Regions from separate parts of the Homo sapiens genome. Here region 1 is linked to region 2. A link is an interaction called in ENCODE POLR2A ChIA-PET data of the cell type or tissue named here. Cell type or tissue: OCI-LY7. All regions are shown on one strand. Links, peaks and the distances in the headings refer to the core of each region. The heading gives the core; the rest is flanking DNA.

Evidence for each region. ChIA-PET counts read pairs that join two places held together with the same protein. Peaks named below come from ENCODE experiments on the same cell type or tissue, not always from the same donor. Only the 100,000 strongest peaks of a DNase experiment are listed, where the experiment ranks them.
Region 1: POLR2A ChIA-PET joins it to region 2 with 13 read pairs; 3 of 35 experiments call an interaction of 5 or more read pairs at or near these places.

What each region holds. Positions count from the first base shown.
Region 1 is chr16:13,499,098-13,511,273 of GRCh38, reverse strand. It overlaps a transcript of SHISA9 not described here. Among named protein-coding and RNA genes, the nearest start is that of ERCC4, 410 kb to the left of the region's middle. In OCI-LY7, for the core only: no CTCF peak of the experiment used is centred there; no DNase peak of the experiment used is centred there.
Region 2 is chr16:13,424,606-13,436,781 of GRCh38, reverse strand. It overlaps a transcript of SHISA9 not described here. Among named protein-coding and RNA genes, the nearest start is that of ERCC4, 490 kb to the left of the region's middle. RefSeq lists an enhancer at 1-113. In OCI-LY7, for the core only: a CTCF peak has its summit at 10,246; a DNase peak (open chromatin) is centred at 5,931; H3K27ac peaks cover 180 bases.

The sequences.
Region 1 (12,176 bases), core at 2,669-10,668, 75 kb before region 2:
CAACTGTGTGTGAATTCCCTATATCTAGCAATACAGTTTCATCTCAGTGACTAATTTCCCCAAAGAATTTATGGAGAAGTACAAGGGTCTTATTTCTACTTATGAATGACTTTATTTGGGTGCAACTACAATCTGCTTAATTAATTGATTTATTAGTAGTTACTCTTGATTTATAAAAATTAGTCATATTTGGTCTTTAGCCAAGATACATGGCTAATGTAGTGATGAACGTCCAAACTGAACCATGTGCTAAATTTTGCTTTCTCTAGTTACCTGTGCCTGGAGAAATGGTAATCGGCCTAAGCAGGAAGAGACATTTGTCACCTAGTGGCACATACACAAATTGCAGGCACAGTTCTAATACATAGTTACTAACAGTTTCTACTACAGTGGTTCCCAAGCTAAAGTACGTAGATGACAAGGGTCCTTGATTGCAGAGATGACAATTCTTAGTCTATTACCTTTATTTTACAAAAAAAAAACCCAGAAAATTCACATTTATCAACAATAAACTACACAGAATAAAGCGTCATTTATCATTATTTCTATAGGCTGGAATTATAAAACAAAAATAATGGCTACTAGTTAGCAAGAAAATATTATTTTTTAATAGTCACTTCTAAGCCTGGAAAAAACTGCAAGGAAAGCATTATTACCTACTCCTTTCAGGTGAGAAAAGTGAGTCACTGCTTTCAGCACAACTTGAAAACACTGGTTGTGATGGACCAGTAAGAAAATGTTTGGCAGTTACAATTTTACTAGATGTTAAGATTATGAGGATGAATGAATTATTATGGATGTTTCTCTATCACAGTAGAGTTTGTTAACGTGATATAGTAAAACAGATCATTTTGGGATTAGACAGATGTGGATTCAAATCTCGGCTCAGCCACTAATAAGTTTTGTGATCTTGGGAATATTACTTCGCTTATCTGAATGAGCCTCAGTTTGTTTGTTTGTTTTTTGAGCCAGAGTCTCACTCTTATCGCCCAGGCTGGTGTATAGTGGCACAATCTCGGCTCACTGAAACCTCTACCTCCCGGATTCAAGTGATTCTGCTTCCTCAGCCTCCCGTGTAGCTGGGATTACAGGTGCCTGCCACCATGCCTAGCTAATTTTTTTGCATTTTTAGTAGAGACGGGATTTCACCATGTTGGCCAGCCTGGTCTCGAACTCCTGACCTCAGGTAATCTGCCCACCTCGGCCTCCCAAAGTGCTGGGACTACAGGTGTGAGACACTGAGGCTAGTCTCAGTTTTTCACTAACAAATAATAATAAGATCTGGCATAATCTCAGCACTTACTGTGTGCCAGCCACCATTGTAAGGTGAGGTGGAGGCTACTATTATTCCCACTTCACAGATGAGGAAAATGAGGCTTAGAGAGGTCACTTGCCCTAAATCACATGGGTAATCAATAGAGAACCAGGATTTGAAGCTTGGCTCACAACAGTATCACATAAAAATAGACAAAATGACACCTATCTTAAAAAGTAGTCGGTAAAAATTAAATGTCATAATATATTGTTTCTGACACACAGTGGGTCATTAATAAGTGATATTCCACATTTTCTCATTGCAATCTCTTAAAACAAGGAGTCCATGCAGAGAGACCTGATAATTTTAAAAATATAGTTTTTCCTGGTGAAAATACTTGAGATCCATGGGCAAATTCAAATTCGGAAAATGAAAGAAACTTTCAAGATACCTTAGGAATAATATTACTTTATGTGGGCTCCATGCCTGAGGCTTTACATGGGTATTCTAAGATAATCTTTGCAGCAATTATGTGAGGCAGGCACTGTTATCAGCACCATTCCTACTGAGAATTGTGCAGGACATGTCTGCCTTATTCAGGTTCATCTAGTAAGGGCTGGGAAATGGAGGCATGCTTTGAATCCAGGCAGTCTGAGTCCAGAGTTCTGGCTCTAACCAGTAAGCTTCTAAGCCTCATCATAACTCTTAATATGCCTTATTTTTAACTAATTTTTTCTTTTTTTTTTGCATTTCTGACTGAAGCCAGCTGTGGGCTTGCTGCCGGAATTGTCATAATTATTCAAGAAGATTCTACCCCACTCATGGGTGCAGCATCCTATTTAAAGGTAACATCATAAGTTCAAGACAGATTATGCAAATATTTCCACAGCACCTCCACTGTGTGATTACCCTCCTGCCACAGCCTGATTTCAAATTCCTATTCACGAAAGCTAATTTGGAGCCAAGGAGGGTCGGATGCACAAAATCCTGGAAATCATATGAGAAATCCCTTTTCCTCACAGGTTTATAGCAATTAAATCCTTGATAATGAATTGCTCATCAGTTCTGCAGGAGACGGAAGTGATTGCCTCTACAGGTAGCAATCATTTTGTACAATTGCCACAATTATCAATCCCCTTCAGGATGATTGGAATTTAGCAATAGGAACCAGAAGAGTGGAAGGTTTTTCAAGATATGGAGTAATATTAGCAACCTGCCAATGAGAAATTATGTCTTTCTCCTCATGAAAGTTTCTTAGCTAGTGAACAGTGATGAGAAAATACATCCACATTTCTGAGTCTCTTCTCTTAAAGAGTTTAATGCGTTGTATATACCCAAAAGGCTTAATGGATTTTGAAATCTACAATGAATTTTATCTTTTCACCATTCCCATTAATTTATATGCTGACACATGTACATCTCTGACATGTGTTTAAGTAACTTTTAATGCTGGCAACGCTATTGGAAGTATACACTTCCCACCCCACCCTGGAAAGATAATTTAACAACATGCATAAAAAACCTTAAAATGTTTAAACTCTTTGTCCTTGTCATTTCTCTTTTGGAAATCTATCCTAAGAAAAAATTCAGACATTAAAAAAATAAGATTTAAGTACTCAGTGTTATTTCCAATAGCAAAATATTAGAAAACACTTCAAAGCTCAATAATAGGAGAATAGTTAAATAAATTATGGTTCATTAAATGATGGTGCATTATGCAGCTATTAAAAGTCATGTTTTTGAAGAGTAGTTAATGACACATGGAAAATGTTCATTATAGAATGTCAAGTGGAAAAAATAAACACAATCATAGTTGAATAATAAGTGTAATGTAATTTATTAAGCATCCATTATGTAACTCTAAAAGGTAGGTGCTTTTATTCCCATATTACAGAAAAGGAAACAAAGACTCAGAGAATTTAGATGAGAGATAGAGACCAAGAGAAAGAGAGAGAGAAAAAATGCTAGATGGAAAGATACAAAATTTATTGGTGGTTACCATGGAGAAGTGGGAACCAGAAACAATTGTGTTTTCTTTATGCTTGGTGGTAGTTTCCACCATAAGTATGCATTACAGTTGCAATCAGAAAAGAAGAAATATCATTAAAATAGTGTGTGCACCTAAGGCACGGACGGCTTTGGAAAATAACTTCTTTTTGAGCTGGGCTACCTGGAGCAGGATTTACTACCCCATTTCTAGCCTTCAAACAAGCAAACGAGCACAATCTTGCTTGGCTGCTCTGGCCTCTGGGTAGAGGTTGTTCAGACACAGACATGCCCGACCTGAATCAGGGCTGGCAGTCTCTGTACAACTGTCTCCTCTCACTGTGTTTGACTTCCTGTTGCAAAACAAAGCATCTGGTAAATTCAACCACACTCAGAGTTTTGGCACTAATTGCAGCATTTCTTAAATGCATGGTCCAGGAACCCCCGGCATTGGAATCACCTGGGTTCCTTCTTAATAACATCAATTCTTGGGCCTTTCAGACCTCCCAAAACAAGATGAGGCTGGGAAGTCTGCATCTGGAACAAGAGCTCCAGGTCATTCTTGTCTACGCTAATGTTAGACAATCGCTGCTCCAGGGTACTCTACCACTAAAAGAAAGAAAAGAAAGAAGCCAATGCTTAATCCAGTGAGAAATTCTACAGGGCAGATATCTGGAGGCCCAAAATGCCTCTAATCACATCAGGTCAGCAACTTCCTACTAATACCCTGACTCTGTTCCTCGCCATTTGGGATGACCTTGACTTTGGGAAATTACTTGCACTCTCTGAGTCTCATTGTTCTTATCTCTGAAATGGGAGTAATAACAATAATAATAATATAAAAAATATTATTATTATGGTTGGATCTACCCTATAGAACAAAAGCCAAAGTTACTCTTGCCTGAAATGTAAGTGTGAAACAATCAATGAGTCATCAAACCAGATTTTATATATATATATATACATGGTGGTTGTTGCTGTTGTTGTTTTGAGACAGGATCTTGTTCTGTTACCCAGCAGGGAGTGCAGTGGTACAATCATAGCTCACTGCAGCTTCGACCTCGCAGACTCAAGTGATCCTCCTGCTTCACCCTCCCAAGTAGCTGGGACTACAGGCGCACACCACCATGCCCGGCTAATTTTTTATTAACAAAATTTTTAATAGAGATGGGGTCTTGCTCTGTTGCCCAGGCTGGTCTCAGACTCCTGGCCTCAAGGGCTCCTGCTGCCTCAGCCTCCCAAAGTGCTAGGATTATAGCACCATGCCCAGTGTCTCAAGCCAGATCTTTAAGATGGTGTGCAGATCCTATATGACCCACTTTCTCTTTTCCCATAAGCTCTCTGACACCACCTTCTAATCCCCTTTCTCTCACTTCACGCAGGCGCTCCATCCTCTTTGTTTTTGCTTAAACATGCCAGGCACATTCTCAACAGAAGGCACTTGAATTGGCTGCTCCCTCTTCCTGGATATCCGCATGTCTAATTCCATCAGGTCTTTTGCTCAAGTTATCTTTTCCATGCAACCGTCGTCTTTGAAATTTCAACCCCGTCCTCCTCATCACACTCCTTGTCTCTCCTCCCCTGCTTTTCTTCAATTTCTACTGCACTTTCACCTGCTAATATGCTATATCATTACCTCTGTATCATCCTTATTGTTGTTGTCCTCACCTCCCACACACCTCTGTTGGGATGGAAATCACACAACTCTAGGAGTCGTTGTCTTTTTGTTGTTCTCTGATGTCCCCAAGCCCCTTGAACTGTGCCTGGCATGTGGCAGATACTCAGGATATAGTTGTCGAGTAAATGCCTGGGTGAAGGAATGAAAAAAGAACTTGACAAATCTTCCCCACTCCCTCATTTACCAGGGAGATTGATAGTTACTTAAGGCAGAATGACTTGAATGTTCAAGGATTTACTTATTTGCTTCTTGTTTTATCTGGGGTTTAGCTAATTCTTTAGAAATCCCTATTAATCTCCTCTATTCTTCTTACCAAACAAGGCTTTGTGTCTCTGAGAGGGACCTAGATATAGGTACAGATGACAGAGTTAGGTACAGATATAGTTACAGATGACTGTTCTCCAGTGGGCCAATGGGCAATGATTTTTGATGAATATTGTTTATGAAAAACAACAACAATCGAATGCCTCAGAAAAAGATGGGTCAACACCTCCCTGCCCAAAGACATGGGGGGACAAAGGTTTCTGCAACCAACCCAGACCCAGGAGGTCATGATTTGTTCTGTTAAGACAAGCTTTAACAATCACAGTCATCTCACCCAAGAAGCCTCTTGACCTCATGAGGTTAACATAATTTCCCAAGTAACTAAAACCATTTCTGAATCTCTGCCCTTTCCAGGTCCCCCTGAAGAACCTCAGAAAACAGAACTACTGACTCACAAATAAAAATGTAAATAAAGGGGAAGTATTGTAGACTGTGAACCACTCCACATCTCAGCAGTGGGTGTTGTTGGCATTTTAATTACTGCTATTGCTATTATTTGTCCTCACCAATACACTTGAAAATCTTGGTAACTGTTGCTACTTCTTTGCTCTGAAGACCTTCCAATTTGCTCCAAATTGGACTGAGTGATATGATTAGCCCACATCAGCCACTTGTTAATCCAGATGAAAGACCAGCTTTCTTTCTCCATTACCCCAGGTCTCCATAGAGGTGATCAATAAGAATATACGAAGCCCCCAGAAGGGCACCATTCCCAGGAGAGAGGACCAGAAGGCAGAGCCACAAAAAGCTTCTTTGCACTGCTTGGACTTTCTTATGCCAGGCCCACTTGACTTTAATGATTGCTTTTGCCATTCTGCACAGCAAGGTGCAATCTATCTTTTCTGATATTTCAGAACAGGTTGCTCCCCTCTCGTGCTTTGGTCTTTTTCAGATAACCATACTGGAATTTGTTAGCAATCACTTGCAGTGAGACAAACAAGAAAGCAGAAAGAGGAAAAAATGGACAACCTATGGAGCATTCAAACCACACCGAGCAGCCTTTCTCTAATTCCTGGCACGTAGTCACAGATAAGAGGGAGCTGAAAGAATCCCATTTCTTTTGGGGCCTGAGGCTGTTATCTACAAAGATAGGGCAGTGGGATGGAAGTGGGGTCCCAAGTGAGGATGACCTTAGATCAAGGTTCTGATACTTTTCATCAACGTGATCTTGAGTAATTTGTTTAACCTTTCTGTGACTCAGTTTCTTGAATCACAGACGAGAACAATAATACTTCTTATAGAGATGATGTGAGTACTAGAGGTAATTACTTTAAGATGTTGATATATAATGGGCACAGAATACATTATTATGGCATGGAGCAATGCCCAGTTGAAATCCTCTGAGGGCTAGTGGTTCATTTGTTGTGAACAGAACTCAAATTCCTCTGTTTCTTAGTCCTTTATATTACTGGTTATTTTTCTCCCTTAGGCAAAGATCTCTGGTGATGGTGATGATTTCCATAATCTTGTCACCTTAATTGCTGCTGTCACTGTAAGTATTGAAATTAATTTTGATTTCTTTTTGTTTCTGCTTAGCACTTTGAATGTGACTAATGGGATTATTTTTGGCTTTGGCTTCGAGCAGTGTTCCCAGGAGCTTGAGCAATGCTGGCCCGTGTTTTCCAAGTGAGGCCACTTTCTTTACAGGGACCTTATGGGTTTTGGAAATCTCCGAAAAGAAAATCAGTTAGTTGTGGTCATTTCAGTTAAATGACGCATAAATGGTGTATACTTTCTGCTTGTAAATTCTCTCTTGTATATCCTAATGAAACCTTACGTGTTGATCTTACTGCAATTTGGGTATTGCAATACAATGCTTTATGTGAATTATGCAACTCCTCATCAAAACTCCAAGGGCTAAAGGTAAAGGTCTTTGATTTACAAATCAGGAAACTAACTAGTAAGCAGCAAGACCAGGATCCAAACCTGAATATGTTGCACTCTAAAGCCAATGCTCATTTTGACACACTAGGCTGCTTCTGCAAATTTGCTCTGATGATTTTTAATATCTACTTTGCAGGTATTTGATTAAGGAATATATGCCACCTGAGGGGGAGCCTTCCTTCTTTTTGATAATTTATATTGTGCTTGGATTTCAAGGTTTATTCTAACTTACCTTTCCTGTTTATTCTATCGTGGGCTCTTTCCAACATGTAAAGCTACATCCCTTATTCCATTCTTGCCCCTCTGCAATTCATTATTCCCATAGTAGTTTTACTGTGAACATGTGGAAAACATAAATCTCATTATATTACATCCACGCCTTAAAATCTTCAATGACTTTCCATTTCATTTAGGATGAATCTGTGGTGGGTTAAATACAGTTACAATTTTTTTTTTTTTGGTCACTCCTTCCATCAAGAACGCTGGCCCTGTGACTTATTTCGATCAGTACAATGTAGCCCAAAAAAGTGGTAGGGGCCCATCTAAAGCTGGGCCTTAAGATATCTGCAGCTCTCAGTTTTGCCTCTTTGGAATGTTCCTTCTTAGAATCCAGCTGCCATGCTGGGAGGAAGCCCAAGTAGCCATGTCTTAAACATTACAACTCCATCCAATATCCAGGTGAATGCATCAGCATGACAGAGCCCAGGTAATGCTAACAAAAGAACCACCTAAGCAATTCATAGAATCATGAAAAAATAATAAATTATTATTGTTTTAAGCCCTTAAGCTTTGGTGTGATCTGTTACTCAGCAATAGATAACCAAAACAAAATCCAAGAGCTTATCATGGACTTTAAGACCCTGCATGATCTGAGCACTGTCTATATCGCTATACTAGTGTCATGCCATTTTCCATATTACTCACTATGCTCCCAGCAAACTAGGCTCCTTAGAGATTCTTAAACACATCAACCTTTTCCTGATTCAAGACTTTTGCTTTATCATTCCAACTACCTGAGACATTATTTTCTTTATTCTTAGCATGGCAGGTTTTTATTCATCCTTCTGGCTTAAATATCCTTCCCTTTGAGAACTGCCATGTCGTCCCTGTTAAGTCAGCCACCAAACTGTGTTTTTTAATTTATCACTATATTCTGATTGTTTTATTACTACCACTGTTATAATTTGCAATTGCATATTTCTCTGTTGACTCATTATCTGTCTTTCCCAGTAGATTTATTTTATTTTATTTTTTATTTACTTATTTTTTTCGAGACAGGTCTCACTCTGTCACCCAGGCTGGAGTGTGGTGGCGTGATCTTAGCTCACTACAACCTCTGCCTTCTGGGTTCAAGCAATTCTTGTGTCTCAGCCTCCCGAGTAGCTGGGATTACAGGTGCATGCCACCACGCCTGGCTAATTGTTTTGTATTTTTAGTAGAGATGGGGTTTCACCATGTTGGCCAGGCTGGTCTCGAGCTTTTGACCTCAAATGATCCATCTGCCTCGGCCTCCCAAAGTGTTGGGATTACAGGTGTGAGCCACCGCGCCCGGCCTGTCTTTCCTAATGCATTTTAAATACCGCAATGGTAAAGACCAGGTCTGCCTTTTTAAACAATGGATATTTTGTATCTAGTACTGTGCCCAGACGCATGGTAGGTATACAATAAATATATTTGTTGAATAAATAAATGATTGGTATGCCATGCATTCCAGCCTCTGTTAATAGGTTGCCTTAAAGTTATTCTAGTGCTGTATCTCTGCCTTCCTAGGTGAAGGCTACGTCTGGCACGTGGACATTTTCCTCCCTTTGCACATTAGACAGATGTTAGTGTGGGATCCTGCATGATATGTACTCAGCCAGAACTTGTAAAATGCAGATATCATGGGTGTGAATCATCTTGATTCCTTTCTTTTTCTCCAAATGCTTGCTTTGGTTTATTTTGTAGGTGGGAATCTGACAGCTATGTAGGCAATCTTTACAAATATGACCTAAAAATATTATACTCTCTGATATACAAAGTATTTTAAAATATATTCCTTTATTTCATCCACCCATTCATTTATCTATATATCCATCCTTCCATCCTTCCATTCATCCATCTGTTCATTTATTTGTTCATTCTTTCAGCAATTTTTTTTTTTTTGATACGGAGTTTCGCTTTGTTGCCCAGGCTGCAGTGCAATGGTGCGATCTCGGCTCACTGCAACCTCCACCTCCTGGGTTCAAGTGATTCTCCTGCCTCAGCCTCCAGAATAGCTGGGATTACAAGCATGTGCCACCATGCCCAGCTAATTTTTGTATTTTTAGTAGAGACGGGGTTTCACCACATTGGTCAGGCTGGTCTCCAACTCCTGACCTCAGGTGATCCACCCTCCTCGCCTCCCAAAGTGCTGGGATTATAGGCTTGAGCCACCGTGCCCGCCCTCTTTCAGCAAATATTTATTGAGCCTCTTTTATGTGCCGGGCACCATTCTAGGCACAAGCATACAATAGTAAATAAAGCAGATGTGGTTCTGTCCCTAATGAAGATTACTGATGTGTGGCCGGCCATGAAAAGACAAACAAAAATGTTAAAAGTATGTAATTACAAATGGAGAATATTGCTGTAAAATTGGTGAAGAGGGTGCTGTCATATGTACTGACATGCTCATGCTTGCCATGAATATATCACACCTCTTTCTGGCTTAAATGCCTTTCAAAGACCCTCCCACTGCCCTTGGCATAAAGTTTATCTTTCTTATACTCCTTTCATGGCTCCATCCTCCCTTTTTCTCTCTTTCCTAAATGACTTTTGTAGTTTCTGTTTTCACACATATGTTCACCTCTAGATCAGAGTTTTTCAACCTCAGGACTAAGTAATTCTTTGTCGTAGGGGGTGTCCTGAGTATTGTAGAATGTTTGCAGTCTCCTTTCCTCTTCCCACTAGATGCCAGTTGCACTTCCCCCTACCCTCAATTTGTGACAAGCAAAAATGTCTGCAGAAATTCCCAAATGTTTCCTGGGAGGCAAATGCACCCTTGGTTGAAAACTACAGTTCTAGGTTAAGAGTATGGGGTTTGGCATTGGGAAGGTTATCCTGTCCTTGTTGAGCACTCTCTACTGTCAATGAAAGTGCACCCGTCCTCCAGCCAAGGGGTGGCTGCGTGACTGACATTAGGCTCCTATAGTGCTCCCTCTCTGGAATTTATTCTTGGGTAAAACATTGGATTGAAAACAGGTGATCCATCCTCCTGCAACTTCCAGAGGAATTTAGTTACCTAAAGCTTCCTGAAACTGCACATTGGGAGTTCTAGTTCATATGTCTTGGTGCTTCTTAGAGCTGCCCTATATTAATCCAATAAGCTTCCTTTCTCCCTTAGTTAGTTAGAGTCAGTTTCTATGATTTATGGCCAAAGAATAACTAACTGGTACATCCTCCTACATGGTTTACAATTATTTAAGACACCAGTAGTTACATAATCCCTGTCTTTTTGTCTCTGGTCTCTCTCTCCCCCAACCCCCTGCCCCTCCTTCTCTCCCTCTCCCTCTGCCTCCCCCCACACTCCACTCTGTCTTTTTCCTTCTCTCTCTATTTCTCTTTCTCTCACTTCCATTGCTGTGCCTGGAAAATCCTACCATTCACCTGGCCCATCATCCTACAAGACCCAGATTAACTGCTATTTCCTTCCATTAATACTGCAGAAACTTTACGCTGGTTCTTCTATATTCCCCATGGGGCTGTGTACATTCCTCGAGAGCAGCACTGTTTTAGTCCTTTCTCACACTGCTATGAAGACATACCTGAGACTGGGTAATTTATAAAGGAAAGAGGTTAAATTGACTTACAGTTCCATATGCCTGGGAAGGCTTCAGGAAACTTAAAATCATGGCGGAAGGTGAAGGGAAAGCAAGCTTGGACCGTCTCACATGGCGGCAAGAGAGAGAAAAGTGAGCAGCAAAGGGGGAAGAGCCTCTTGTAAAACCATCAGCTCTTGTTAGAACTCACTCACTATCACAAGAACAGCATGGGGGAAACCGCCCCTATGATCCAGTCACCTCTCACCAGGTCTCTCCTTCAATACCTGAGGATTACAATTCAAGATGAGATTTGGGTGGGGACACAGCCAAGCCACATCAAGCATCTATCACACCACGCTGCTATATTTGCTTGCTTGTCTGTGTCCCTGCCATGCAGCACTCCTTTGGGGTGAGGATCAAGCCTCTGAGGGCTGCATGTGTGAAGATGAGCACAGTACCAGGCACATCGTTCCTGCTCAACCATTGTTCTTTGTTTGGGTAAGTAGACGGATAGATGCACTGCCCCTGCGCAAGGACAAAAGGTCTGAGAATCATTCTCCATGACTCAGAGAAATTGTGCTGAATTGTCTCAGAATAAACCTTTCGTGGGTTTGCACTCATATGTTCAAAGTGCCCTGGGCCCAAATCAAAGAGTTTATTCTTCCTGATGTGCAGAGGACAAACAGTACAGTCACTGTGACCTTTGAGATTCTGCTTTCCTCAAAAATAAATGTTTTTTTATTATAAAACAGTACAAATATATTATAGAGAATTTATATAATACAAAAAGGCATTAAGAAGAAGATAAGAATCACCCATAACCCCAGAACCCAGAGACAAATGCTGGCTTTTTGAAGTGCTTTCTTCTGATCTTTTTCTCTCTATGTACTCACAATTTGTAGAGGTATTTATTTACATACTATTTTTGTTACATGCTTTCTCTCATTTAATCTTAAATAACACTCATTTTCCTTTGTGTATTCTTACAGAGCACCGCTTTTAGAATCTGCATACTATTCCACCCTATAGGTAAGATAATGTTGATTTAATCCATCTCTTTCTTTGCCAAAACTACGTCATTTTCCTATTTTTGGTGGGTGGTGATAAAATAACACTTTTCTTGTTCCTGCCCAACTTCAGAGCACAATGAGGTTTAGATACAGGAAATTCAGACAGGTGGAGATCAAACTGTCAACTTAGTTACTGATTGGTTACTGATTGGTTTCTACTTTAGAGGATGCTGCATAGGTGGGGAAACAGAGTTCTCTGA
Region 2 (12,176 bases), core at 2,826-10,825:
TCCTGGGGGGATAACATCTCTGACTGTGTGTCACTATAGTAACAGGTGCCTAAAGTTGGTTTTCAGGAACTAGTATTACCAGAAATGGATCCCAATCCAGACCACAGGAGAGGCTTCTTGGATCTCATGCAAGAAAGAATCCAGGGTGAGTCCACAGAGTAAAGTAAAAGCAAGTTTATTAAGAAAGTAAAGGAATAAAAGAATGGCTACGTCATAGGCAGAGCAGCCCCTGAGAGCTGCTGATTGACTATTTTTGTGGTTATTTCTTGATCATATGTTACACAAAGGGTAGATTATTGATGAGTTTTCTGGGAAAGGGCTGAGGGATTCCTGGAATTGAGGGTTCCTCTTCTTTTTAGGCCATATGGGGTAATTTATGGACATTGCCATGGCATTTTAAACTTCCCTGGCACTGGTGAAATTGTCCTTTAGCATGCTAATGCATTATGGTTAGCATATAATGACCAGTGAGAATGGCCAGAGGCCACTTTTAGTCGCCATCTTGGATTTGGTAGGTTTTGGCTGGTTTCTTTACGACACCCTTTTTTACTAGCAGGGTCTTTGTGACCTGTATCTTTTGACCTCTTGTCTCATCCTGTTGACTAAGAATGCCTAACCTCCTGGGAATGCAGCCCAGTAGGTTTCAGCCTTATTTTACCCAGTCTGTATTCAAGACGGAGTCACTCTGGTTCTAACACCTCTGACACTAGGGGGCAGCTCTTGTTCTGTTCAAGCCAGTTCAGATAGCTGACCCTTCAACTGGGCCTACAAGGGTGCCCCAACAGTGACTTTTGACAGCAGAGGTCCAAAACTCCACCCTCAAGTTATGCTAAAGCCATCATTTTCTTCACATGAGTCCTGTGAAGAGCCATACAGCTCACTTATGCTTGCACAGAAACCTGATTCCCTCACCTTTCCTACCACACAATCACATTTCCTCACACTTTAGACCACCTTGCTTCCTATCCCAGAAGTACCCCCAAGCCCTATGTTCAGGGAGAGGATTTGAGATTTGTTCTTCTGTCTCCCAGCACAGCAGCCTTGTGAATCAAATCTTCACTCTTTTGCAAAACCTGTCACCTCAGTGATTGGCTTGCTGCGTGTGGGCAGAATGAACCTGGCTTGATAACATCAGAGGCTGTAGGATGTACTCTTTTTTTTCCCCTCAGGTTTTTGCCAAGGCTGAGCCCAGCAGAAGTAATTTTCAAAGGGTTGGGATAGTTTGTGTATTAGCTGACTCATTGAAAAGTGCCTTTTCCAGTCATATTCCAAAGAATGTAAAGTTATAAAAACAAAAACCCCCACTGGAACAAGTGTCATTTTCCACCAAGGTGGGCTTGATCACACACAGCTTTCTGTCCTTTCTTGTGACATAGTTTACTGTCATTTGCCTGATGTTTTATTTAACTTTGTTATGTGCATCTATCTCATCTTTTCAACCACATTTCAGATTCCTTGTGGGGAGAGTTCTTGCTGAACCTCTTTGAAGTCTTTGCAGTTCTAAGTGCTCCTGACATATAGTTATCTCAGTTACATTTACTGAAAAAAAAAAAAGATTCTAAGAATGGGTACATCTATCCTTTCAGGGAATAAATATGGTTAAAATGATAGAGGCTTTACTACAAAAATCAAAAACAAATCCTTGGGATATTCCTGGAAGCTGGTGTTTTCCTTAATTAACATAATGGATTCAGTAAATAGAGAGGAAAGTATGTTTGAAAAAAGAACAGATTACCTACAGGGCTGAAATCTTGTCACACAACACATTTGTAGTTTTAGTGTATTTTTCATTTTAAACAGGGATTATTAATTAAGCCCCAAAGGCTTTCTCTGCTCACAGTGCATTCTGAAAAGCACCAATCTCTTTCTAAACAAAACAGGCTCCAACTACTTTGTAATCAGAAGACTGGCTAATGGGCTGGTTGAATGCTACCGACTTGCTTAATTGAAGTTCCACTAAAAACCTGAAATACCAATCCTCTCCTATTCATTTATTCGTTCATTTATTCTTCATTCTAATGAGAATTATTGAGTACTTACTATGTATAAAACATAGCTTTTCTAGGCCTGGCACGGTGGCTCATGCCTGTAATCCCAGCACTTTGGGACGCCGAGGTGGGCGGATCACGAGGTCAGAAGATTAAGACCATCCTGGCTAACACGGTGAAACCCCATCTCTACTAAAAATACAAAAAAATTAGCTGGGCTTGGTGGCGGGCGCCTGTAGTCCCAGCTACTCGGGAGGCTGAGGCAGGAGAATGGTGTGAACCTGGGAGGCGGAGCTTGCAGTGAGCCGAGATCGCGCCACTGCACTCCAGCCTGGGTGACAGACTGAAACTCGATCTCAAAAAAAAAAAAAAAACATAGCTTGTCTAACACAGTGTGATGGTTAATATTGAGCGCCAATTTGATTGGATTGAAGGATGCAAAGTATTGTTCCTGGGTGCATCTGCAAGGGTGCTGTCAAAGGAGATGAACATCTGAGTCAGTGGACTGAGAAAGGAAGGCCTACCCTCAATCTGGGTGGACACAATCTAATCAGCTGCCAGCATGGCCAGAATAAAAGCAGGCAGAGGAATGTGGAAAGAGTAGACTGGCTGGGTCTTCTGGCCTCCATCTTTCTCCCGTGCCGGATGCTTCCTGCCTTTGAACATTGGACTCCAGGTTCTTCAGCTTTGGGACTCTTGGATCTTAGACCACAGACTGAAGGCTGCACTGTTGGCTTCCCTACTTTTGAGGTTTTGGGACTCGTACTGGGTATCTTGCTACTTAGCTTTGCAGACGGCTTATTATGGGACCTCACCTTGTGATCGTGTGAGTCAATACTCCTTAATAAACTGTCTTTCATACATACATCTATCCTATTAGTTCTGTCCCTCTAGGGAACCCTGACTAATACACACAAGCAATATCACCAAGCTGACAAAAATCAGACAATAGATGGTCAAAGCCAAAGCACACCAGGGCTGCCTATCCTGGGGATACAAGGTAGGTTAGTCAGTGGACAAATCCTTCCTCCAAGCTCAGTTCCAATGCTACCTCTTCTATGAATCTATCCATTTCCCCTTGCATTCCCAGAGTTTTTACCCAAAGCCTCCTTTTTCACATATTTCCTTTTGTGTTATATTAATATTTCTTACCTTGTATGCAGTGACATGTGGTGGTGAGAACATGAATCTTAGAGGCAGGTTGAGATTTGCATCCTTGCTTTAACCATTACTTGCTCTGTATCCTTGAACACATTAATCTCTCTGACCTCTTTCTTCACCCATGAAATAAGGATAATAGCAGTTTGCCCCAAAAGACAATATATGTGATGTATCTCATGCACATAGAGATAATAGCAATTATAACTAACACACACAGCACTAACTACATTTTTCTAAGTACTTTATGTGTATTAACCCATTTGATTTTCACAATAACTCTTTTAATACTTTGGTTACTTCAGATTTACAGACGAGCAACTGAGATGCAGACAGATTGAGGAAATCTCTCAAAGTCACACCGTGAGTTAAATGGTGGATCTGAAGTTTAATTGGAGGCTTATTGCCTCCTGTGTTTATCATCTTGCCACTCTGCACTACTGATTTTTCTAGAAGAACATGGTAAGCATTAATAAGTTGTAACTATGACTATCCCTATTATAAACACAATTTATTGTCTTTTTTTTTTTCATTTTCAAGCTTTAATATAGCATTTTTTAAAATTTTTATTTTAAGTTCAGGGTTACAAGTGCAGGTATGTTACTTAGCTAAACTTGTGTCATGGGGGTTTGCTGTACAGATTATTTCATCACCTAAGCATTAAGCCTAGTACCCATTAGTTATTTTTCCTGATCCTCTCCCTCCTCTCACCCTCCACCCTCCGATAGACCCCAGGGTATGTTGTTACCTTCAGTGTGTCCATGTGTTCTCATCATTTAGCTCCCATTTATAAGCGAGAACATGTAGTATTTGTTTTCTTGTTCCTGTGTTAGTTTGCTAAGGATAATGGCCTCCAGCTTCATCCATGTCCCTGCAAAGGACATGCACTTATTCTTTTTTATGGCTGCATACTACTCTGTTAACATCTTGATACCAAAATTATATTATAATCACTTATATGCCTTTCACTCCTGTGCTTTGAACATAGTAGGTCCACAATATTTGTTTGTGGACTTGAACTGAAATGACTGCCATAAAAAAAAGCAAAAACAAACTAACAGAAATCTAAAAAATATACTGTTAAATTTGGGTTGTGTCAATTTTTGTGGATAACTATTTTTTCTATGACTCTAGAGCCTTGTCTAGAATGCAAACTCTGGAATACTTTAGAATATCACCCTCCGTTTGAATCATTTCACAGCTCATTGGCCTCCAATTCTCTTCTTTCTCAACGCATCACCATAAGTCATTTTTAGAAAGTAATTCTCACCCTCCATTCCAGATTTGCAACTTTTATTTATTTACAGGCTTGCAAATAGTCACCTGCCCAGTGTTCCTGGGGAACAGGCATCTATGCTAAAAGGGACAAAGAATACAGATATCCTACATCTTCTGAACTTGGAAGTGTACAGATAAGAGGAATGAGGGTGGACTTACCAGCCTTTTCAATTGGTTGGGTGACTTTTTACCTATCAGAGATTATAGCCTAGAAATTCATAACAGAATTTACAAGTCTGGGTATGACATGAAGAGAGGTTATTTTCATTTTGTTATTTAAGCTTTTTTGTTTGTTTCGAAATGAAGTCCCACTCTGTCAACCAGGCTCCAGTGCAACGGCATGATCTCAGCTCACTGCAACCTCTGCCTCCGGGGCTTAAGAGATTCTCCTGCCTCAGCCTCCTGAGTAGCTGGGACTGCAGGCGTGTGCCACCAAGCCTGGCTAATTTTTGTATTTTTAGTAGAGATGAGGTGTCTCTATGTTGGCCAGGCTGGTCTCGAACTCCTGACCTCAGGTGATCCGCCCGCCTCAGCCTCCCAAAGTTCTGGGATTACAGACGTGAGCCACTTGCCCGGCCTATTTTGTTATTCAAATTAAATACATATTTTCTTACAGGTCTTAATTCTCCAGCAGATGTTTGTCTAAGCACTCACTATGAGAAGGCAGGGAGCTGAGTCAGTCCAGAAGCTACTGTTGAGGTCAGTGGATTCTCAGATTAATCCATCAATGAGAAAAATCGTGTAAACTACAAAATGGACCACTGGGCATTGTGTTGGAAAAAAAATAAAAAGACAAGAAAACAGTGGACCAAATGTTTGTTTGTTTTTCCCTTTCTTGCTTCAAGCTGTTGTTTTGATGCTGGCCATTTAGCCTGATAAGGCCTTGATAAAAATAAGTTGCATGTTGAAAAATATAAGCAAGAAAGCATCACATATTTGAGTTCAGTGGAAATTTCCTTAACTGGAAGTTTATAGGTAATGAACTTCAATAGAAATTGCTTTTGGCCATCAGTTATTTTTTTCCCTATTCGACCCATCTGAGTATTTGCCCACTCCAAGACATGATGATGGGGTCCATGGCTACAAAGGTGAACAACTGAGTTTCTGTTTTAGAAGAGCTCACCATTTAGTTGGAGAAAAAGGCACCTAAGCAGTGAAGGTTTTGTGTGTGGGATGAGGGGAGGTCAAATTCAAGGAGCTGAATTTAGGGTGGACCATGCAGCTTATCTGGGCAGGCTTCCTCAGTTAGGGTAATCTGAGATGGGTCTTGGAGGATGTGTAGGAGATTTCCCTCAACTAGCTGAAGAGGTTTCCCAAACAGCCTCTGCTCAATCATATCTCCTGAGGAGACCTTCTCTGCTTCTGCAGTAGTTAGCAATGTCAGAACAGTCAACAACCTCCATTTTCAAAATATACATCTTTCTTTTTTTTTTTTTCTAGAAACAGAAACTAGGTCTGTTGCCCAGGATGGAGTGCAGTGACACAATAATAGCTCACTGTAGCATCGAACACCTGGGCTCAAGAGATCCTCCCACCTTGACCTCCCAAGTAGCTGGGACTACAGGCATGTTCCACCACCCTCAGCTAATCAAAACAAAATTTTTTTTTTTTTTGTTTAGAGATGGGTTCTGGCTATATTGCCCAGGCTGCTTTCAAACTCCCGGCCTCAAGTGATCCTCCTACCTTAGACTCTCAAAATGCTGAGATTATGGGAATAAACCACCATGCCTGGTCTGTCTAATCCTCTTTTCTATCCAACTTATTTTCCCTCCTGATGAAAGATAAAGTATTCTTTCATCAGATGTAATGTCGAGCAGACATTACGTCTGAAAACCCACCGGGTAAGGGTGCCAGGGGCAAACAACTTGGTGGTGTTTAGGATACTAGGACTTGTTACAGTGGAGTGTCCTATAAATGCTTCTTCCTCTGGGCTTCAGGCCCACCGGAGTTTGCAAATCATCAGATTCCAAAAGGCAACATGAAATTTGTCCCTAAATACATAAGAATCAAGTTACATGGAGACACAGGATGGTTTCCGCGTCCAAAGTTTTGTCTCCTGCACTGGTCCCCACAATACTCAAATGACTGTCATTAGATTATTAAGGACTGTATTCATCAGTTAGGGGCTGCCTTAAGAAAGTATCACAGACTGGGTGGCTGAAACAACACAAATTTGTTTTCTCACCGTTCTAGAGACAAGACGTCTGAGATCAAGGTGTCAGCAGGGTTATTTTTTTCTGAGTTCTTTCTCTTGGACTTATAGATGCCTGTCTTTTCCCTCTGATTTCACATGGCCTTTCTTCTGGGTGTGTCAGTGTTCTAATTTCTCCTCCTTACAAGGATATTAATCACGTTGTATTGGGACCTACATTAAGGATCCCATTTAACCTTAATTATCTCTTTTAAGACTCAATCTCCTAATATAGTCACATTCTGAGATACTAAGGGTTAGAACTTCAACATATACATTTGGGGGAGACACAATTTAGCTCATAACAAGGACATTGTCGCTATTGTTTATCCTTTGGTAAACGGCAAATATCATCTTTATATGCTGATACATCATCTGCAAACTGTCTTAATTCATAAATAACCAAGCACATTCAATTAGTTATCAAGTCATTTTAACTATAACTCCAACATACTTTTGAAATAGGTCCTGTCATGATTTGAGTTATGTAACCCCCAAATTCCTATGTTGAATTCCTAAACTCCAGGTCATCACAGTGTGACCTTATTTGGAATAAAGCCTTTGCAGATATAATTAGTTAAGAAGAAGTGATGCTGGAGTAGGGAGGGCCTGTAATCCAATATGACTGGTGTCCTTATAGAAAGGAGAAATTTGGACATAGGGACAGACATGCAAAGAAGGAAGACGATGTGAAGACACCCAGGAAAACACTATGTGAAGAGGAAGGCAGAGATCAGGGTAATGCAGCAGAAGACAAGGGATGCCAGCAAACCACAGAGAGCTGTGAGAGAGGCATGGAATACATTTTCCCTTACAGCCCGCAGAAAAAACCAACTCTGTTGGCTTGCACTTCTAGCCTTCAAAACTGTATGACAATACATTTCTCTTATTTAAGCCACCCAGTTTGTGGTATTTTGTTATGGTAGACCTAGCAAATTAATATAAGTTTGCTCCTCTATATTCCTATCATTACTACTAAAATTGAGATCTTTGTTATTTCTCACCTGGTCTATTGCTATCAACCTTCAGTGCCATCGCCACTGCAAAACTATCCCGTCATCCATCCTCCACCCAGCTGCCTAGTGATCTTTCTAAAATTTAGCTGGGTTTGGTGGCTCACGCCTGTAATCCCAGCACTTTGGGAGGCTGAGGCGGGCAGATAACTTGAGGCTGGGAGTTTGAGATCAGCCTGGTCAACATAGCAAAACCCGGTCTCTACTAAAAAACACAAAAATTAGTCAGGCCTGGTGGCATGCACCTGTAATCCCAGCTACTCAGGAGGCTGAGGCAGGAGAATCACTTGAACCTGGGAGGCGGAGGTTGTAGTGAGTGATCACACCACTGCACTCCAACCTGGGCAACAGAGTGAGACTCTGACTCAAAAAAAAAAAAACAATAAAACAATAAAATAAAATTTGAGTGTCCCCTTTTAAGGAATGTTCACCACTAGTCTCAGGATATATTCCAAGATCATCAGCCCAACAGACAAGACCCTTCATTAATAAAATAACTTCTCTTCCCTGAGCACTATTTATCCAATGTTTAGGTCTTCTAAGTTTCTTCTTAGTGTGCAGAATTCATCTGGGCATGAAATGAAAAGAATGACCCACTTCAAGGAAGCTATCCATCAGGAGGTTTTATGACTATCTTCAAGGTTGGAGATCACCAAGTTTCCCAGAGCAGAATTCTCTCTCCACTTAGAGTTTGTGTCTATAAAACCCAATTTTTTTGAGCTCTTGGTCAATGTATTTGACAAGCCAGCCCTTGACAGCTTTTTGGTCATCCATTCAGGAGGGCTCCACTGATGAAATTCTGCCAAGGATGTAACTTAACTCCAATGTTTTTGAATGAATTTCTCTCTCTCTCTCTCTCTTTCTTTGTTTTTCTTGCTAGTTATTCTAAGCACAAATAATCAGCTTCATTATGCTAGGTTAGAAGGATACTCTTCCACAGAAAATTACCCACAACAAATAAAAACAATCCCATATGGCAGTCCCTTTCATCACAAGACTAGTTAAACCTTGACCACACAGTTTGCATCTTCTTATTGGCTTGGATGTTTGCCAGTATGTTGATGTTCTGTGTCTTCAGTGACAAATTCAACCTAGAAAATTCTTTGCAGGGCTTCCTTTATGCTTAGATTTTTCGTAGTTCTTTCTGTTTTGTCCTCGGAGCAAACTCTAAACCTCATATACACTTCTGGAAATCATTCAATGCGCTCTAAATATTTATCAAACATCTGCAATGTGCCAAGCACTCTGTAGAACTCTAGGACTACTGTGATTCTATAGAAGATAAGGCTTTTGACCCATTATTGAGTGGGTTTGTGTTTCAGTGCATTTTCTAGTTGTGGGTTTCAGTTATTCTGGAATAATACCCTGTTTGCCTCTCCTTACAGCTAGGAGAATAAAACCTGTTGTCTGTTGCCAGTCCACTTTTTGCCTCATTTCCTGCTCTGTCTCTACTCATCTCTTTCTCTCAAGTTCCCTCTCTCTCTCCAGCCACACTGTCATTCATGTCCCAACTTATCCTCTGTTCTTCCCTCTCTATGCCTCCACTTCCCTCTACTTTTTCCTGGAATGTCCTTCCTGTCTTTCATCATTCAACTCAAGCCACATGTCTTCCACAAGGCTTTGTTTTTTTCTTTTTTAAATCTTTCACCTCCCAATTAGAATTGTTCATTCCCTACAGTTCTTTTGAGCTTTAATTTTTGTTTAAAATGCTGTTGCGTTTTAATCTTCTTTTATACTGTAGAAACCTGTTTACACTTCCATCTGTAACAGAGAGGGTGAAGAGTCAAGTCAGAAAGTCAAATCTTGCCTCAACCATTCATCTAGCTGCATAACCTTGGATAAGCGCCTTAGCTTCTCTTTCCTCTTTTATAAAAGGCAGGATAAGGATGACATTTGCCTTAGAGCAAATATTTTATTTCTTTCTCTTTGACGTGTGACTCTGGCTGATGAGTTTGTACAAAAGCAACATGTGACATTTTAAGCTTAGCATTTAATTGATGAAGTCATATGCTCTCCAGAGCTCCCTTTCCCCTCTTGCAATGCCAGCCAACAATGTTTCAGATACCAATTAGGAAAGTTCCTGATAAAACATTCCAGAATATTCTGCTAGCCTGGTCCCAGAGCAGCAAACTCCCCAGCTGACTGTAGTAGACAATCGGCATGAGTGAGAAATAAACCTTTCCGATTTTAAGCCTCCAGGATTTGGGGGTTGCCTGTTACTGCAGCATAGCCTAGACTGTCCTGACTAATGCAGAGAATTATTGTGAAAATTAAGTATGATAATGTAAATAGAATGCTTGGTGATACTTGCAGCTGAGAAGTGTTTAATTACTGTCAACGCCATTCATAAACCACACTGCGAGGTGAGGATGATGTCAATTCTGACTTATTTATGTACAGCCATTCAATTTCAGTGTTATTTTTTGATGTGGTCTGAAAGATGCCCTAAGTGAAGAAGCTTTATTAAGTTAGCCATGTGGCCTTTGCTTCCTCTTAATGTATTGTTCTGTCTGAAATTAAGCCCTCTAGCCTGTCTTGAACTTATTTACTTCGAACGATCAATAGAAGTACTTTATTAAGTGGCCTTGGTCTAAAAAGAATGTCAAGATTCTCTGTGGCGCCCTCTATGAGGTGGGCCATAAACTTCCATCACCCTGATGGCAGGGGAAAGGTACACAGACAGTGCCTCCCAGTGGGGGCTCTATCTCCCAGATGCAGACGCTCTTTGGTGTCATGTTTGGGAGAACTCCTTTTGGAGTGAGAGAGATCTGCATTCTGAATAGACTCCACCACTTTCTGGCTCCGTGTACCTAGGGAAGCTGATTAACCTCTTGACACTGCAGTTTTCTGTGCATAAAATGGAAAAAGGAATGGGGCCGATCTCATAAAATTGTTGTGAGAATTAAATGAGATAACACATATAAAACACTTCGCAAGGATCCTGACGTGTAGTAAGCTCCCAATAAACGGCAGCTATTATGATTACAGCAAGTTGCAGCTTAAACTACATTTTCTGCCAAACTCTCCGCAGAAGCCTTTGAACTGTGAAGTTCCTATTACAAAAGGAAGGAAAAAGAAGAAGGCAAGCAGGGACCTTCAGAGTGGGCTCAGAAAGGGGAAGATAACTGTTCTGTGTTGTCTGTTTCCTGTTCGTTAGCTTACCCTACAGAATGACTGATAGGAAGCAAAGCACAAGTACTTGACCTTGGGCAGCCCCCAAGAACTCCATCTAGGCTTGCAGGATCAGGCAAAGCCACAATAACAACTACAGTATCAGAGTTACTCTGGGGTCTTCCTGTGGCTTGGGGATCTTCTCTAGGAAGAAACAAACAAGCAAATAACAACGACTCTCAAATGAGTTTTTCCAAGGTAGTGCAAAATCCATAATGACAAAGTTCAGGACAACAGGAAGTTAAAACTCTTTTTTATGTTCATGTGAATGAGTGGTTCTTTCTCTTTAAAAAGGTATTTATTTTTACTTTATTTTAGATCGAGGTTACATGTGCAGGTTTGTTTCACGAGTGTATTGCATAATGCTGAGGCTTCTAGAAAACCCCTCACCCAAACAATGAACATAGTACCCAGTAAGTTGCTTTGCAGCCCTTACCCCCATTCTTCCCTCCCTGCTTTTGCTTATTTATGTTTGTTTTAGTTTTTGTTTTTGTTTGAGACGAAGTCTCACTCTGTCCCCCAGGCTGGAGTGCAGGTGTGCAATCTCAGCTCACTGCAATCTACACCTCCTGGGTTCAAGCAATTCTCTTGCCTCAGCCTTCTGAGTAGCCAGGACTACAGAAACGTGCCACCATGCCTGGATAATTTTTGTATTTTTAGGAGAGATGGGGTTTTGCCATGTTGGCAAGGCTGGTCTCAGACCTCAAGCCATCTGCCCACCTTGGCCTCCCAAAGTGTTGGGATTACAGGTGTGAGCCACCGCACGCAGCCCCTCCCTGCTTTTGAAGTAACCAATGTCTATTGTTTCCATCTTTATGCCCATGTATACCAATTGTTTAGCTCCCACCTATAAGCGGGAACATGTGGTATTGGATTTTCTTTTTCTGCATTCATTCGCTTAGGATAATGGCCTCCAGCTGCAACTATGTTGCTGCAAAGGCCATGATATCATTCTTTTTATGGCTGTGTAGTATTCCATGGTATATATATGGAGTGGTTCTCTTTGAATGAAGAGTTTATTTGGATGTTATGATGATTTCACTTTCCTCTCCTGGCCTGGGACAAGAGTTTCCTTCATCCAGGAGGGTAAAGAAACAAAGATACCTGAAGACTCCATTCTGGGAGAATAGGCCAAAGCCTTAAAGCAGCCAGGGTCTAAGCCAGAAGCAATCAAAGGCTGATTCTGGTCTACGCTTTATTTTATAAATAAATTTTAACCGAGACATAGCCATGCCGATTTGTTTACATATCATATATGACTGCTTTTGCATTACAGGTGAAAGTTAAATAGCTGCAACAGAGACATTATGGCTTGCAAAATCTAACATATTTATAAAAGTTTTCTGAGCTCTCATCTAAGGTGAGAGACTACCAGTA